Linked DNA regions of Homo sapiens: all the other regions are linked to region 1. Evidence: chromatin loops called from intact Hi-C (ENCODE). Cell type or tissue: IMR-90. All regions are shown on one strand. Links, peaks and the distances in the headings refer to the core of each region. The heading gives the core; the rest is flanking DNA. Region 1 overlaps GRIA1 (glutamate ionotropic receptor AMPA type subunit 1). Region 2 overlaps LOC107986464 (a long non-coding RNA gene). Region 3 overlaps GRIA1 (glutamate ionotropic receptor AMPA type subunit 1).

Region 1 (5,000 bases), core at 1-5,000:
CTGGTATGCCACCAGCAAAGGTGATATGAGCAGAAATATATGAGTTGATCAGAGAAGAGGCTACTGGCCAGGAGCTTTTGACTCACCAGGGGCATGAGTGGGAGTCTTTAGAGAGAGTGTGGAGAATGTGGTGAATCCAAAGAGATGGTTGAAGGGACAACACTGTATCTAATCATTTATTAGCTCATTGATTATCTAGATGTTCCCCTTTTAGGACAAATTTTTGAGGGCACAGCCTCTTTCTCATTTCTCAGCATATCTATCTAATGCACAACACAGTCTTTGCCATTGAGAGGTTCAATCAATGTCAAGTAAAAGAGTAAACAAGAGAGTGGACTATTTCTCTCCTTAAATGAAGAGCTTTTGTTTCCTCATCTGTAAGAGAACAGACATGGACTATGCAAACACAGTTATTTCCAGATCCAAATGGCGTTACCATTAACAGGACTTGTTTCTCTATCTCAAGTTCTGATTTCCTCCATAGGTTCTGCACACACTCAGAACACTGCATTATAGACTTCCCTTGCACTTCCACACATACACCAAGCAACCACCACCACCACAGCCATGCTGCTACATAGCCTACAACTGGGGCCACCTGTTGGTTTTAGGATGATTACTTCTCCTCCACCCTCTATTGTCTCCTTCAAGACAGCTAAGGAGATAAGGCCAGATGGTGCTAAAGCCATAAAATCTCTGCTGGATTTGCTTCTTTGAGGGTGCTGTGCAGGTCTAGAGCTGCTTTGAGCATGGGAGGGAGGGGACTTCACTCTGAAGATCTGAGGTGGGAAGCTTGGACCTGCCTTGTTCAAAGCATTGGGCAAAAATTCCTTTTTATTTCCTATTGTTTTGGGGTGGCCTCTTCTGATCCCCATAGTGCTGAGATCCAGACAGCCAAGAATAGGTGAGGGCCACAGGGAAAGTAGCTTTCTTGGGTCCTCCAGCTCATAGAAGCCCACAGCATAGCAACAGCCACGCAGTAATAAACATTGGGCTTTTTCTCTTCAATATATTCCTTTGCTTATCTCCCTCACATATCTAAGAAAAGAAAGGGGATCATTGAGGATCTGGAGAACCTGGCACAGCCACAGTGGCAACAAATGATGATGATGATGATGATGATGATAATTATCATTATTATTTCTAACATTAATTACTAATAGGTGCTTGCATATACTGAGCACTTTAATGCTAGAAAATAGACTACACATTTTACTTTCATCAATTCTTTTAATCTCTGTAACAGCTTAAGAGGGTGTACTTTATTATTATTGCCATTTAACAAAAGAGGGACTAAAACATAGGTAGGCAGGGGTCACAGAACTGATAATAGTGGAGCTACAATTCAAACCCCTGTATGTCTGATTCCACATGAGTCCTTATCACTTTGCTAAACTACCTTGCAACATGTCTATTATAATACCAAAACATTCACTGAATAAGTAAATTTATCAATTCAACATAGTGTATGTGGTATAGTATGGGGAAAACAACAGTCAAGACCCTTGCCTCTAAGAGGGTCATTCCAATGCGATGAAAGACACACTTATGAGCCACTAATAAAAATTGCATGAGAAAATGAAATAAATTCTGCAGTAGAAGAACAGCATGTTCTGCACATTCAGAGGGAAGGGCAATCCCTTAAAGAGGGAGAAGAGGGCAGATTTCCAAGATGAGGATCCTAAAGGGCAAGCATGTTTTTAAAAGTCCAAGGCAGAAATGCCTACTACATAGTGCAAATGCATAAATGCGTGTGTGCATGTGTTCCCAAGTGTGTGTACACGGAGCCCAAGTACCGCTTCCAAATCCTCTTCAACCTAGTCACCACTGCACAGCTAGAGTTGTCCTGTAAGATTGAAAGTATTTATAATCCTTGGTTTCAGGGGAGCAGGAGAAGGAAACCCTGAAAGTCTCCCAGTTTTTGTTAACTCTCTACAATGTCGCTCATCACAGACGTTTCCCACCTGCCTTCTTCTCACTTTCTTCAATGCTGAGACAGTTTAAAGTGTTTCCAATCTTCTCACTTCACTGGCTGTCAACTGGGCTGCAAGCTGTGAAGGCCCCGGAGTCAGCAGAGGGTGCTGTGAAAAGCATGCTGAGGATGCCTTGTGGAAGCACGAGCTGCATGTTTCAGCTTTACCCAAAGCAGGGAGGAAGGGGGAGGGAAGAGGAAATGAGGAGGAGGAAAGGCATTTTTGCCCTCCTCACAGCCTAAGTCTGCGGAAGAAAAGCAGAAAGGGCATGCAAACCATCCAGGGCACTGGCCTGTGAGTCAGCACACTTGAGGACTAGTACACAGGCCCACCCCTGCCTGTCTCTCTGTACAAACTTGACAATTTTCTTCCTGTCCCTGGGCTGGAGGTTCTCATTGGTAAAACAAAAGATTTGGCTGCAGTTGCCTGCAGTTCCCATATTCTATGATGATTCTCAGCAGCATAGTGGTGACTAGGAGAGGAACAAAGCTGGTCTGTAGACACGACAGAATTCTAACTGAGAGGCTGACTATGGTAACTGTCCTTCTGCACTCACTACTGGATCTGAACACACAACAAAGAGTGGACCATCCAAGGTAGGACTTTAGAACAGGAAGAGGAAATTATAAAAAGGAATCAATAATTTGCTCTATTGTATAGAAAAAAAACCCACAAACAAATCAAAAACAAAAAAGCAAGACTATGATCCAAGAATAGGCAAAGATGCTCATATACAAGGATCTGAAGAGAGGACAAATGCAGATGAAGTTGTAGGTGCATTTCGTTAACTTTTAAAATTGCCTAACAGTGGCCAATTAGCCTCAGATGCTACCCAGAAGACTGAGATAATGTTCACTGAAATAGTCATAGCACAGACAATAAAAACTATCATTTATTGAACATGTACTTAAACACTTGCATTACTAAACATGTTGTAATGTAATTGTTCCCAATCACAATGCCATGAAGAAGGTACTAGAATCTCCATTTACAGAGGAAAATATGAAAGTTCAAGGGCACACAGAAATGACAGACACAGAAATCAAAGCCAGGTCAGTCTGAACTTCAGCTCCATGCTTGTAGCCGTCCTGCCTTCGGAAAAGCAAGCACAGGCAAATAGACTTTCCTCTTTACACCAACTCCCCTGTGATGAGCAGAATCTCATCACTGCTCTATCTCTCATTCCAATCCTTCAAGGTCCCACTTAGACACCACCTCTTCTGTGAGAGTCCCAGTCAGAATTAATCCATCCTTCGCTGGGCTCTCATAGTTCTTGGCTTGTATTGCTATTAGCACACTTAACACTTCCTACCTCGTGTTAGAATTAACTATGTCTGATCCTCCCTTCACACTACACCTAAAGCAAGCTGCTTAGACGTTTGTTATGGCACTCAGCATCTTGCATCAATGCTAGCCTGCCTGGGTTTGCCTCCCATCTTATCCAGTGAGTCCTTCCTGTGAGGACAGGAGCTGTGTCTCAGGAATCTCTGTCTGCCTGATACTTAATAGTGCCTTGGGAACAAAGGCTTTCTGAGTGATGCTGAGACTTGCAGCCAGTTTCTCTGTTGTCTCTGGTCTACCGACCATGATACAACTTTTCTGGCGTACTTTTTCTCGTATGCTTTCCATGGTCAGAGTCATTGAACAATTGCTGGGCAAGGGTCAGGAATTCCTGTGTGGAATATCTCTCAGAGAACTGGGGAGGTGGGGGCATATGCAGCTCTCTCCACTTCCCATGCCACTCTCCTCGCTGCTGTCCTCTCTCCTCCAGTAGAGACCTGCCCACTTTTACCTCATTAGAATTCACTTTACAGAGAGCATCGCTTGCCCCATTCTTTTACTCTGGAGTTAGTGACTTCATTCTGACTGGGGAAGAAAGACTGATTCCTCTGAAAAAAATTGTTCTAGATTATTTTTCAAGTGAGGGGAGATTTCTGGGGCTGAAAGGCCACCTGGAACACTTGGGCTCACGTGCCTGTGTCTACTCTGGGCTAGACACCTGAGTGGTTAAGGATAAAGGGTTTGATGGTGGACAAGCCAGATTCAAAACGGTGCTTCGTCCCTTGGGCAAGTTAATTAGTAACTCTGAAACCTTTGCTTGCTCATCTGTATTATGGAAATAATAGTACCCACCCAATGGTGCTGCTCTGAGAATCAAATGCATGTAAAACGTGTTTTTGCACAGTTCCTGGCCCTGTAAATGACTACTATTGTTTCTGTTGCTGCAGTTATCTGAGGCTATATTGTTATTGTTTTATAAATAACATTATCTGGCCACTAAGAAAGATAAGAGCAACATGCAGTGGAAAATTGTACCTCTCAGTTAATAAGAAATGCAGAATCACATGTAGCTTCTAGTTGAGAGACTAAGAATAGCTGTAGTTAAGTTTCTGCTTAAAAATAACTCATGCATTTTTAGGCTATCAGAACCGAAGGTGCTTTAGAGAGCATCTTTATCAGTTGTGCTAATTTATAGAAATGACATTTCCAGGACCAATCACCTAAGCTGGGGCTCAAATCCTGGTCTCCTGACCCTTGTCCATCGTATTTCCTACTGTCTCTTGAGCTGCTGCTCTTTTTTTGGATTTAACCACGCTGCATCCCTTCTGCTTTCCCATTAGTCCCTATAGTCGCTGGGCACCATCTGAAGATCCTGCTTTGTCCAGTACCAATAAGATGATGATAATACATCTTGCTACACAGACAGTGCTGAGATGTTATTTCTGTATGCAGAGAAGTTTCCACTCCACTCTAACTGTCCCTTAGCGTCAGTCCTACATGAGTTAATTCAGCTGAAACTAATGTGCCAATGTCTATATTAGCACTGAGAGCTAAGGGTCTATACTTTCTTTCAAATGCTGCCAATGAACTCAAATGCTGATGAGAATTGTGCTGGCATTCAGCTTCAACAGCACAACACATACACACACACACACACACACACACACACACACACACACACACAGACACACACACACAGAGACTAGATTTGTCATTCTCCACATAGAGAGAGCAGAGTCAAGGCCT
Region 2 (6,136 bases), core at 555-5,554, 330 kb before region 1:
CTCAGGCTGGGGTGCCGGAGCTCACCCCAGGGAAGCAGTCTTTGTAGGTGCCTATGGTATACATGCATGCATGGAAGTATTCAACAGATATAAACAACCTAAAGAGTTCTCATGGAGGTCCAGGTTTCTGACTTCTCTTCCCTGTCTGAACTGAAGGTTCAGCCACACAGTTTATATTTCTACAAGGCAGCATCCAAGCTAGGCTGTGCAGTGGCTTCCCTCTTTGGATGGGGCACCTGCTTTCCGGTTTGATACAGTCTCCACTACTCCCCTTCATCATCCAGCCCGTGAGTCCAGTGCCAGTGACCATTTGTCCACCTACACTGGGCCAGTTTCCTTCTTTTGAGTTTGTGGCCTTTGGCAGGGATATGCTGTGCTCAGGACCTGGCTGTCAACTCAGGGCAGTCAGGAGGCTCTGGAGGAGTGACTTCAAGCTGACACAGGGATGCCCAGCTCATCCTATGAAGAGTGTTTCAGGCAGAGGGTATAGCAAGTGCAAAGCTCCCGAGGCAGGAATTCCTGGAATGGAGTCCCCTGGGCTCTTGGAATTCCTGGAATGGAGTGCTTAAGACAGACTACACATTGAGAAGTGGAGAGAGCAACTTTCATTACAAGTTAGAAAGATATCCCAGCCAGGAGAGGGAAGAGGCTTCTGGACAGTGCAACAGACGGGAGGGCTCTCCAGGGTAAATGGGATGGTGGGGGGCTAAGCTTCCCAAGGCTTTTCTGCCCAGAGAATCTACAATCTACAGAGGCTGATCTGGATTCTCAGGAATGTCCACACATGTTTCTGATCATTAGGAAATTTGTGTGCTCCCCTTTTGAGGGAGCTCTCAGTAGACTGTCCTCACTCAGCAGAGTCTGAGGCTCTTTTCCCAGTTCTAGTCCATGCAGAGGTCTGTCTCCTTGGCTGGGACTTGATATTAGGGTCAGGGCCTGCTGCCCCTCAGCCTTGGGTCTCAGAGGGACGCTCCTGCACAGCTGACTGTTCTGCAGACTGACAGCCCCCAGGAGCCTGCCCATAGCGTGAGAGAGCAGATTTAGGGTTGCGAGTGGTGATGGGGGAGACCAAATGCCTGTGAAGAGCTGCCTTTTGCATTCCCTTTTAGGCTCTCCAAAGAGAGAGAGAAGGCTGCTCAGCTAAGCTCTCTATGTGGCTCCCTCTCCCAGGCCCCAAAGAGGCAACTGGACTCAGTCCTGCTGGCCCAAGAGCCAGCCTGGACACAAAGGGCAGGAGCCCAGCAAGGGAGCAGAATCCTGAGCGGGCAGGGGCTGAGCTGCAGGAGGACTAACTCCCCACGTGGGGCCATACTGAGCTTTGGGAGCATCTTGAAGTCTCAGAGAACACAAAGGCCTTTCTGTTCTGTTTTAAATACAATGGATTTTTCTCTAATTGTGGAAATAATGCATATGTATTTAATAGAAAATGTAGACAAGAACACAGAGAAAAATTAATACTTCCTGTAATTTCACCACCAAGGTTATACTAGGAACCTTTTACTGTCTATACTTCTGGGAGTTTAATCAGCAGAGGGGCACTCACAGCGGGGTGACACTGACAGTGGGGGCTGTAGGAGGTGAGGGGTACCCTAGAGTCAGAAGACCTGAGTTCAAAACCTCTTTCTGATACTCGTTGGTTTCACAGCCTTAAGTGAATGACTTGGTTTCCTTGTGCCGCAGTTTCCTGATCTGCAAAATGAGGATAATGGCATTGTCCCTCATGGGGCTCTCTAGAGAGTTAGGGCAGTGAGTGGATTCTGCTCAGCACCTCGTAAACAGTCAATACATCTTAGCCAGTATGTGTATGTCTATATAAATATACATCCATTTAAAAAATACAAGATGAGGAAGATACTGACCACACTTATTTTTGCACTTAGCTTTTATCCTTGGTATGAATTTTATGCCACATGTAAGAAGAGGCAGGTTAGTTCTTTATACCAAATATTTTCTGATTGTATGCACCTACTCTGTCTCATTGGTGGGCTCTCCATGTTCACCCTTTGAGTTTCCCTAGAACTGGCTTGGAAATAGTGCAAGTCTTGTCTTGGCCCCTTGGTGTGTGTCATGATGTGGAGTCATTGCCATATGTGCAAAGTCCCTTGAAGTTGGGCATGCTGCAGTTTCTGTGCCAGGCTTGCCAAGAGAATCTTTGCCAAGATGGGGAGAGGGGGCTGGGACTTAGGGTGGAATGCCCTGGGACACACTGCCACCATTCCCCTGAGGACCGTCATCAGGCTGTGGCGCAGAGGGGATTGGGTGGTAAGAGAGGCAAGGGGATAGTCCCGCAAATCTTTCTCCTGCCCTCTCTTCTCTCACCTCAGTCTCTCCCCATCAATAGTTTCTCCCTATCCTCTGCAAATTGCCCCAGTGAATTTAGAATTTGGAACAAAAACCCAGAGAGCAGGTTTCCCTGCAATACGTATCTCCCCTGAGACCAGTGAGCACAGTCACATATAGGAGAGAAGAAAACTCAGAGAGAACAAAATACAACAGCTCCCATTTTTCCTGATTCTTCTACATAGTAAAAATAAACACCAACTAATATCTCAACTTATTATTATATAGTGACATTACACAGTGACTATATTTAAATGTCATTAAGAAATCTTTTACTGGGCAACCTTTATTAGCTGCAAGAGATTCCAATGTGTCAATTATTTCCCATTTTCCCAAAACTACATATATAACTGTAATGAACATCCTGATACCTAAATTGTGGATGGATCTCTGATGTTTTCTTAGAATTTTTAGAATTGACCTCACTGAGTCAAAGGCTCTGGCTTGTGTTTAAGGCATTTGGTCTTTTTTGTCCTCCAGACTGCTGTGCAAACACCAAGTCAATCAGCAATCTACAAGGTCCTAAGTTCTTCTCACGAATAGGAGAGAACTTCTTATCAGGCATGAGGGACTTTGTCAGACTTGGCTTTGGGGCACGAGTGGCCTTCTATTTGCAACATGTCCTGATAACTTTGTGGAATCCAGCGGGGAAGCTCCCATGGTTACTTTGCACCAGGCAGAACATGCATCCTTCCTTGGCTGGCTTCCCCAGCAATAGGGGAGTAAACGTGGAGATCACCTTACCTGGCCCTACAGATGAGGCACAGAGACACTTTAGGTCTTAGGAAGTGATGCTGCTTGCACAGCCCTGGGGTAGCTTTCTGGTTGGGCGAGAGGGTCTTGAAGAATGTGGGCATATGCACAGGACCACACACACCACAGGCCATCTGGTGAAGCTGGCGGATGGGGAGTGACAGGCACTGAAGTGGCAAAGGCCTCTCGGACTTTGTATCAGTGCCAAAGGAGGAAAGGTCTTGCAAGAGGCAGAAGTGGGCAGAGATTGAGTTGGTCAGAGGGAGAGAAGTCGGGAAGGCAGAGACAAGAGGGAGGGGTTCATGTTGTTTATTATCAGCAAGTCTCATGCCACAGCGGGCATCTCTCAAGAGGCTCCCTTGTGTTCACTCTCAGTGGGTCCTGGCAGAAGGCTGCAGTGGCTGTGTTATGGGCAGAGAAAGGGTCATAGGATAAAGCCTTGGAGTTCTGATGGCCTTTGGGGCATTTAGGGGAGGGGGAGACTCTCCCAACGACAGATACTCTCTTCCTTATTCCTAGAATGAAGTGGCTTTTTCCCTTCCAAAATTTTTTCCCTGCAGCTGCTTTCAAATGCCCATTTGCAAACTGGTGTAGGTCTGTGATGGAATTTCATTTGTGGCAAGCTGAGAAAAAAAAAGAACTGCAAAGTGAATTTTTAATGAGGCTGGATTTATTTAATTTTAAACACTGTCCTTTATTCTAAAGGAATGATCTTCCTTTTGGTGCTAAAATGCTCTTTCTTTTATGAAATGACTATTAAAATAAATGACATTTTCTTTTACTCTCCTCACTTGGCAATTGAAAAAGCTGGAAGTTTTATGTGGATACCTGAATATGCATATCCCACCCCCACTCTCTGCTTTGTGTTTGTGTGTAAGTTCATCTAGTCAAAGAGAATCTAAAAATTTGGGTTCTACTGGGTGAAGTCCTCTCAAGGGTAAGCCCAGCTGATAGCTCTAGTTCTCATCATATTGGCCCTTATCCAACAAAGTCTTCATTTCACAAACATTAAGAGCCCACTGTGTGGCAGGCCTCATACTAGGGGCTGTGGTGGTGGGTTTGTCTGGTGGTGGAATGAGCCCTACCTGGCTAAGCTACCCATGGCCTTGACCCTCCTGTGGTCTACTGAAAATACCAGCCCCTCACCAAGATATCCATGCCAACTCACTGGAACCTGTGAATGTTACCTTATTTTGCAAAAGTTGTGATTAAGTTAAGGATCCCAAGAGAAGCAGCTTATCTTGGATTGTCTGAATGGACTCTAAATACAATCACAGTGTCCTTATAAGAGAGGCAGAGGAAATTTTGAGACAGACACACAGAAGAGGAGAAGGTGTTGTGAAAACAGAGACAGGGATGCAGCCCTAAGCCAAGGAATGCTGGCAGCCACCAGAATCTGGAAGAGGCAAAGAACAGAGCCCCCTACAAGAGTCTCTGGCGGGAGTGCACGCCTGCTAATACCTTGATCTTGGACTTCTGGCCTCCAAAACTGTGAGAAAATAAATTTCTGTTGTTTTCAGCCATCAACTTTGTGATATTTTGTTATAGCCACCACAAGAAACTAATATACCTCTCATCAAGTCAACAAGAGGGGCAAAACAGGGTGAATTATTGGGGCCTAGATGTCCTGAAGGGGTCAGGTTGGACTGCATTGCTTATCAATACAAATCCTGTCTAATAACTTTTAGCTGGCCCTCCCTTGCTTGGAATCTGCCAAATCTTTTTTACCAATATCTGGACTGGATCTTAGAGGCCTGGCCTCCCACCCATCCTGCTTACAACTAGTGACATCAGAATGTCAGCTGTAAAATTTCCTCCAAAATGCAAAGTGTGGGCCATGTTTATTTTATTTCTCTAAAACAAACTTAATCTGCTGCAAGATTTCATCGTTATGGATGGTGGGAAAATAAATTTCTGTCATTCCTGGGCTCTTTCTTATTCCATAGCATGGGAAAATGTCCTGAGGTCTTGTGCACTTGGTGGGCAGCCTGGACTTTGTGTCCACACAAGTCATTCCTTGCCCAAATCTATGTGACCTCGTTGCAGGTGGCTTTGTGCCTTCTGTGCCAAGCTGGCCCATGGAGTCATGCATGGTGTCAGGGCACAGCCTCTCCAGATGTGCCACAACCTCCCCTTTGATGTCCTAGCACTTCCTAGGGCTCTGCAAGGAGCAGGATATACCCACAGACTACAGTCATTCATCCACTTAGCCCTTGAAGACATTTCTTTTGCTTCTTCCTCTGACTCTTTCTGCTTCTTAAACTCCCAAACTCACATCTCTCCTTCCCTCTCTGTAGCAATCCAGAGGAATCTCCCTGTTTTATGGACTGAATTTTGTCTCCTCCACATTCCTACATTGAAGCCCTAATCCCCCAAGGTGACTGTATTTGAAGATAGGGCATTTAAGGAGATCATTAAGGGTAAATGAGGTTATGGTGAGACCCTAATCTAATAGGATCAGTGTCTTTGTAGAATAGGAAAAGTACCAAAGGTCTCTCTCACCCATGCACAGAGGAAAGTTCATGTGAGGACACAGTGAGAAGAAGGCTCTCTACAAGCCAGGAAGAGAGGCCTTACCAGAAACAAGCCCCGGTGGCACGTTGATCTTGAACTTCTAGCCTCCAGAAGTGAGAAAATGAATTTCTGTTGTTTAAGGCACCTAGTCTGTGGTATTTTATCGTGGCAGCCTGAGAAGACTAAGGCAGCCCCTCAGTGAGGTTAGGTTTTTCCAAAACAGCAGCCCAGTGGGGAGTTGCTCTTCTGATGGTCTTGCTGCTCTTTCGATTTGTCCAGAAACACCTGAGCCCCTGAGGAAAGGGAGCATGCTGCAAGGACCTCTACGGTGATGTTCAGGGAGAGGGATGCACCTGCAGCCTCTCCATAGCATGAAGGGCAAAACATCAATACACAGTGAGTTCATCATTCTGCCATCTTAGCCCTGGTTCTGTTTGCAAACACAGATAGCCCACGTCTGCCTCTGCCTGCCCACTGTCTAACTTGCTGCTTTATGCTCCTTTAATTAAGGGCAGAGTCCTCAGGGTTT
Region 3 (5,000 bases), core at 1-5,000, 110 kb after region 1:
TATGTGGTTACTTGATAAATGTCTACTAAGCACTTAGTCTGTGCTAACCCCAGACTAGACACAGGATACAAGGAACAAGAAGCAGATCCTTTTCTTGTGGCGCTTACACTGAGCAGGTAAAAAAAGACATCAGATAATACAAGTAAGTAGGCAAAATGGGTACTAATTATAAAAAAAAAGCTTCAAAGTTTAGTAGCACCTGTGGGCTATTTAAAAAAAATGCTTTGAAGGATGTTGAAGTGCTGGAAGAGAGGGCAATTAGAAATTTACTTTAGATTAAGTGTTCAGGGAACACTCTCTGAGAAAGTAACGTGGGAATTGGGACCTGAATAGTGAACTAGAGCCAGCCATGATGAGATTTAACGGCATCCCAGGCAAAGGGAACAGCCAGTGCAAAGGCCCTGGCAGCTTGGCCTGTTTAAGGAACTGAAGGAAGGCCTGGAAGGCTGAAATCCAGTTACATGAGAGAGGGGCAAGAGGTAAGGTTAGGGAGGGACAGGTTCATGGAGGGCCTTGTAGGCCAAGGAAGGGAGTCTACATTTACTTAAGCAGAGGAATGGAATGTTCAGCTCAATACGTTTAAAAAGTCACTTTAGCCTCCAGGTGGAACATTGTCTGGAAGGAGGCAAGAAGACAGGTTAGGAGGTTAATGTAGTGATATGGGAAAAAGATCACAGTGTGAGGGATACGGGGTTATGGTAGAGATTTTTTTTGAAAAAAGTGTGTGGATTCAAAATATATTTTGTAACTAGCACTGACAGACTTGCTGATGAACTAGATGTGGGGGTTCAGGAAAGAGAAACAGAGGATTATTCTGTGGGATTAGTGAACGCATCTCCAGCTGTGATCTCTTTATAAGGAGCTGCCACAGCTACTTAGCTTCCCATCTGCCCATATCTCATGTCTGTTTCCCTTACTTAATTTGATCCCTCCCTTTCTGAGGGCCCAGGGGACTTTCCATGGTTCTTTGAGGGTCCCTCCCCTGATTTCCAAAGCTGTGCTTACCAGCACTAGTGGTTACTACCCCTGGAAGCTCAAATGTTCTGCTCCCCACAAAACAGGAAGAAGCAAGCCCTGGGGGAGGAGGGGTATTAAGAGAGGGACCAGTCAGCAGGCGGTGGATGAAAAAATAAAGCCATGCAGGCACTCTGGGGATCTGGATGCTGTCAGGAAACTGAAAACAAGTTCAATTGAATATTCAGAGAAAGAGTGAATGTTTTCTCCTCGCTGGTTCGGGCCTCTGGGTACTGGTGGGAATGGCAGGACCACGAAAAAAGCAGAGAGCATCCTCTAGGCCTGTGTGGGTTTCCTGCGTGGCTGAGGGCAATGTATTCGTGAATGGATGTTACAAATAAGTGATTCTGATTGCAGGGCCTGCTCTCCTCCCACCTCCTGCCTCTCTCTCATACCCAATATTTCGTCATTTGTCACTCATCTTAAGATCCAACCATTAAGGCCAAGCTGAGGTTTTTATGAATTTGTTTTTCTTCATAATACGGCCATGAATGTTGCCATCAGTAGAATATTTTTCTTCAGCTCTAGATCAAGCTCAGTTTTCGTGTTTGATTTTTGTTTTTCCTTTTTTTCTTTTCCTTCCCTCAGTTGGCATGGGAACGCTGAGGCACCAGTTCAGGGAGGATCCATCAGCCTCATCACAATACGCCCCCATGCTGCCCAAGTGCTTTGATATGAAAAGTGCAGACACATTTCTTCCTCGTGAAGGGAGATCTGGACGCAGCAGCCTTTTGTCTCCCCAGCCAACAGGTGCTCCAGCTCACATGATTCCAGAGGTTAAAGAGACCTCAGAGGCCAGTCCACATCCCAGAGGAGGGAAGCATCTGAGCCAATGCCACACCACAAGGCATCAGTGTACAGGGGACTCAAATCCAGGTATTTTTACAACATTAGAATGCTGTGTGGTGTTTTTAGGATCAACTAGTCTTTTCTGAGCCTTTGTTCATTGGTAAAATCAGATTATCAACTACTCTCTTTCCCCCAAAGGGTGCTGTGGGGATCAAGTGGGATTGATGTGACTAGCACATAGAGCAAATGGGGAGCATTTCTTTTAGCCCTGAGACTCCAAGCATGGGTCTGGCAACTAGATGTTTATAAACAGTTATTTATCCAATGGGAAATTAAAGGAAATAGTTATCATATTTATGCCTGAGAAGTAGATATGGTAGATTTCTTATTTTTATTTTTTTGAGACAGAGTCTCACTCGGTTGCCCAGGCTGGAGTGCAGTGGTGTGATCTTGGCTCACTGAAATCTCTGCCTCCCAGGTTCAAGTGATTCTCCTGCCTTAGCCTTCTGAGCAGCTGGGATTACAGGCGCCCGCCACCACGTCAGGCTGATTTTTTGTATTTTTAGTAGAGACAGGGTTTCACCGTGTTAGCCAGGATGGTCTCAATCTCCTGACCTCATGATCCGCCCACCTTGGCCTCCCAAAGTGCTGGGATTACAGGTGTGAGCCACCACTCCCAGCCTAGATATGGTAGACTTCTATTCATCTATGCAACCCTTCATCTGTTTGTCCATTGACCACCCTTCAGACACTTAATGCTTATTGAACACCGGACTAAGCTGGACACAATCTGGTTAAAAAAGACATCTACCCTAGCCCCAGAGACATGTGGGATTCAGCAAGAAAAATAGCCTTTTTAAAAAATTTGTTTTTAATTGACAAATAATATCTATTTCTGTGTTACAGTGTGATCTTTTGATAGACATATACATTGTGGCATGAACAAATCAGGCTAATTAACGTATTCATAACCTCACATACTTGTCATTTCTTTGTGGTGAGAACATTTAAAATCCAGTCTTTTAGAAATTTTGAAATACATAATATATTATTAACTACAGTCACTTTGTTGTGCAATATCTCACCAGAACTTATTCCTTCTGTCTAACTGAAACCTTGTGCCCTTTGACCAACATATGCCCCAAGTCCCCAGCCTCTGCAACCACCATTCTACTCTTTACTTCTACGAGTTTGATGCTTTTAGATTTCACATATGAATGAGATCATGCAATATTTGTCATTCTGTGGTTGGATTATTTAACTTAGCATGATGTCCTCTAGTTATATTCATGTTGTCACAGATAACAGAATTTTCTTCTTTTTTTAAAGTCTCAGTAGTATTTCATTATGTAGCAATACCACATTTTTTTATCCTAGCATCTGTTGATGGGCATTTAGGTTGTTTCCATATCTTAACTATTGTAAATAATGCTGCAATGAACATGAGAGTGCAGATATTTCTTTGACATATTTATTTCAATTTCTTTAGATATATACCCAGAACTTTAGATGTTTACCATGATTCAATTGGTTGAATCATGATAATTCTGCTTTTAATTTTTTGAGAAACCTTCATATTGTTTTGTAAACTGAGGGCAATAATTTACATGATTTCCAACAGTATACAAGGGTTTCCTTTTCTTTTCACATCCTTACCAGCATTTGCTTTTTTTCATCTTTTTGATAATACCATTCTAAGAGGTCTGAGGTGATATTATGCTGTGGTTTTAATTTGCATTTTCCTGATGATTAATGATGTGGAACATTTTTTTATATATCTGTTGTCCATTATTGTATGCTTTCTTTTGAGGAATGTCCATTCAAGTCTTTTGCCCATTTTTAATAGGGTTATTAATTTTCTTGTTAAATGCAATCTCTGTCAAAATTCCAACATCATTCTTCACAGAAATAGAAAAAAATCCCAAAATTTGTATGGAACTACAAAAAAATCCCAAACAGCCAAAGCAATTTTAAGCAAAAACAAAGCTGCAGGCATCACATGATCTGATTTCAAAATATATTGCAAAGCTATACTAATCAAAACAGCATGGTACTAGCATAAAAGCAGATATGTAGACCAATGGAATAGGATAGACAGCTGAGAAATAAACCTACAAGTCTATGATCAACTGATTTTCTACAAAGGTGCCAAGAGCACACAAGGGGAAAAGGATAGTCTCTTCAATAAATGGTGCCGGAAAAGCTGGCTATTCACATGCAGAAGAATTGAATTGGACCGTTTTCTCATCCCTTACACAAGAATCAACTCAAAATGAATTAAATACTTAAATGTAAGTCCTGAAATTGTAAAACGACTGGAGAAAAACATAGGGGAAAAACCATGTGACATTGGTCTGGATAATGATTTCTTGCATATAACCCCAAAAGCATAGACAACAAAAGACAATCTTGTAAAAAACGCATCACAACATGATGGGTTATGGGCAATAATGGTTGCAGAAAGGCACAGTTTTACTCCCTTGAGAGTGTGATGCTTGCCACCTACACAGCCAGGAAAGCATTCCTTGGGTTCAGAAGATTTTCATTTGGGTCATCAAGGGTGTCTAGAAGTTTTTTAGGCCAGCATAGCCAAGGCTTAGAGGTGTGTTGCAGCAGGGTGTTTGGGGGAGACTGCAAAATGGTGTTGAACCAAAATAGAGGTAATAGTTACTGAATATAATAGGCCTTACACTCAGCATTTCACAAGCAATTTTTCATTCCATGCCTGTAAAGACTGCTTGTGATAGGGATTGTTATTAACCCCATTTGACAGCTATAAAAACTGAAACATAGAGATATTACAAAATTTTGCCTCAGGTTGCACAGGTGTAAAGTGGCTGAGGAAATTAATGTGATATTTGACAGTAACAGTAAAGTCTGGATTCATAATCACTACTCTTTATGATCTGTTCAACAGAGATACATGGGAGAATAGAGGCTATTAAAGTACTCAGGGTCATGGAGGGAAACTGAAACAAAGAACAGATCAGTGGGTTGCCCAAGATCACAGGTTAATCAGCGACAAAACTGAGGTTTAAGCCCGATTCTCCTATTTCCATTTTTTTCTCTGGACTTCACTGTGGCTCACTGACTCAGGACAAATTAAGAGACCAAGATAGAGGGTGTCAAAAAATCAAGCCTTTTTCCTGAGAAACACCAAATACCCCGTGCATCTCCTCCACTGTTCTGCTTGTGTT

Evidence for each region. Hi-C counts contacts between places; a loop is a spot of excess contacts. Peaks named below come from ENCODE experiments on the same cell type or tissue, not always from the same donor. Only the 100,000 strongest peaks of a DNase experiment are listed, where the experiment ranks them.
Region 2: a loop joins it to region 1, with 4 times the contacts of the local background. A loop is called at or near these places in 4 of 110 quality-filtered maps.
Region 3: it touches region 1 in a loop (2.8-fold over the local background); 3 of 110 quality-filtered maps call a loop at or near these places.

What each region holds. Positions count from the first base shown.
Region 1 is chr5:153,626,383-153,631,382 of GRCh38, reverse strand. The region is part of intron 2 of GRIA1 (glutamate ionotropic receptor AMPA type subunit 1); the gene reads right to left. Among named protein-coding and RNA genes, the nearest start is that of GRIA1, 140 kb to the right of the region's middle. In IMR-90, for the core only: a CTCF peak has its summit at 2,078 (motif pointing right); a DNase peak (open chromatin) is centred at 2,202; H3K27ac peaks cover 1,571 bases.
Region 2 is chr5:153,954,219-153,960,354 of GRCh38, reverse strand. LOC107986464 (a long non-coding RNA gene) reads left to right here. Exons shown (of 3, transcript XR_001742937.1): 2 at 5,887-6,003; 3 at 6,118-6,136. Among named protein-coding and RNA genes, the nearest start is that of LINC01861, 58 kb to the right of the region's middle. RefSeq lists enhancers at 1-396, 397-1,003, 1,004-1,611. In IMR-90, for the core only: no CTCF peak of the experiment used is centred there; no DNase peak of the experiment used is centred there; H3K27ac peaks cover 696 bases.
Region 3 is chr5:153,513,424-153,518,423 of GRCh38, reverse strand. The region is part of intron 2 of GRIA1 (glutamate ionotropic receptor AMPA type subunit 1); the gene reads right to left. Among named protein-coding and RNA genes, the nearest start is that of GRIA1, 25 kb to the right of the region's middle. In IMR-90, for the core only: no CTCF peak of the experiment used is centred there; a DNase peak (open chromatin) is centred at 3,013.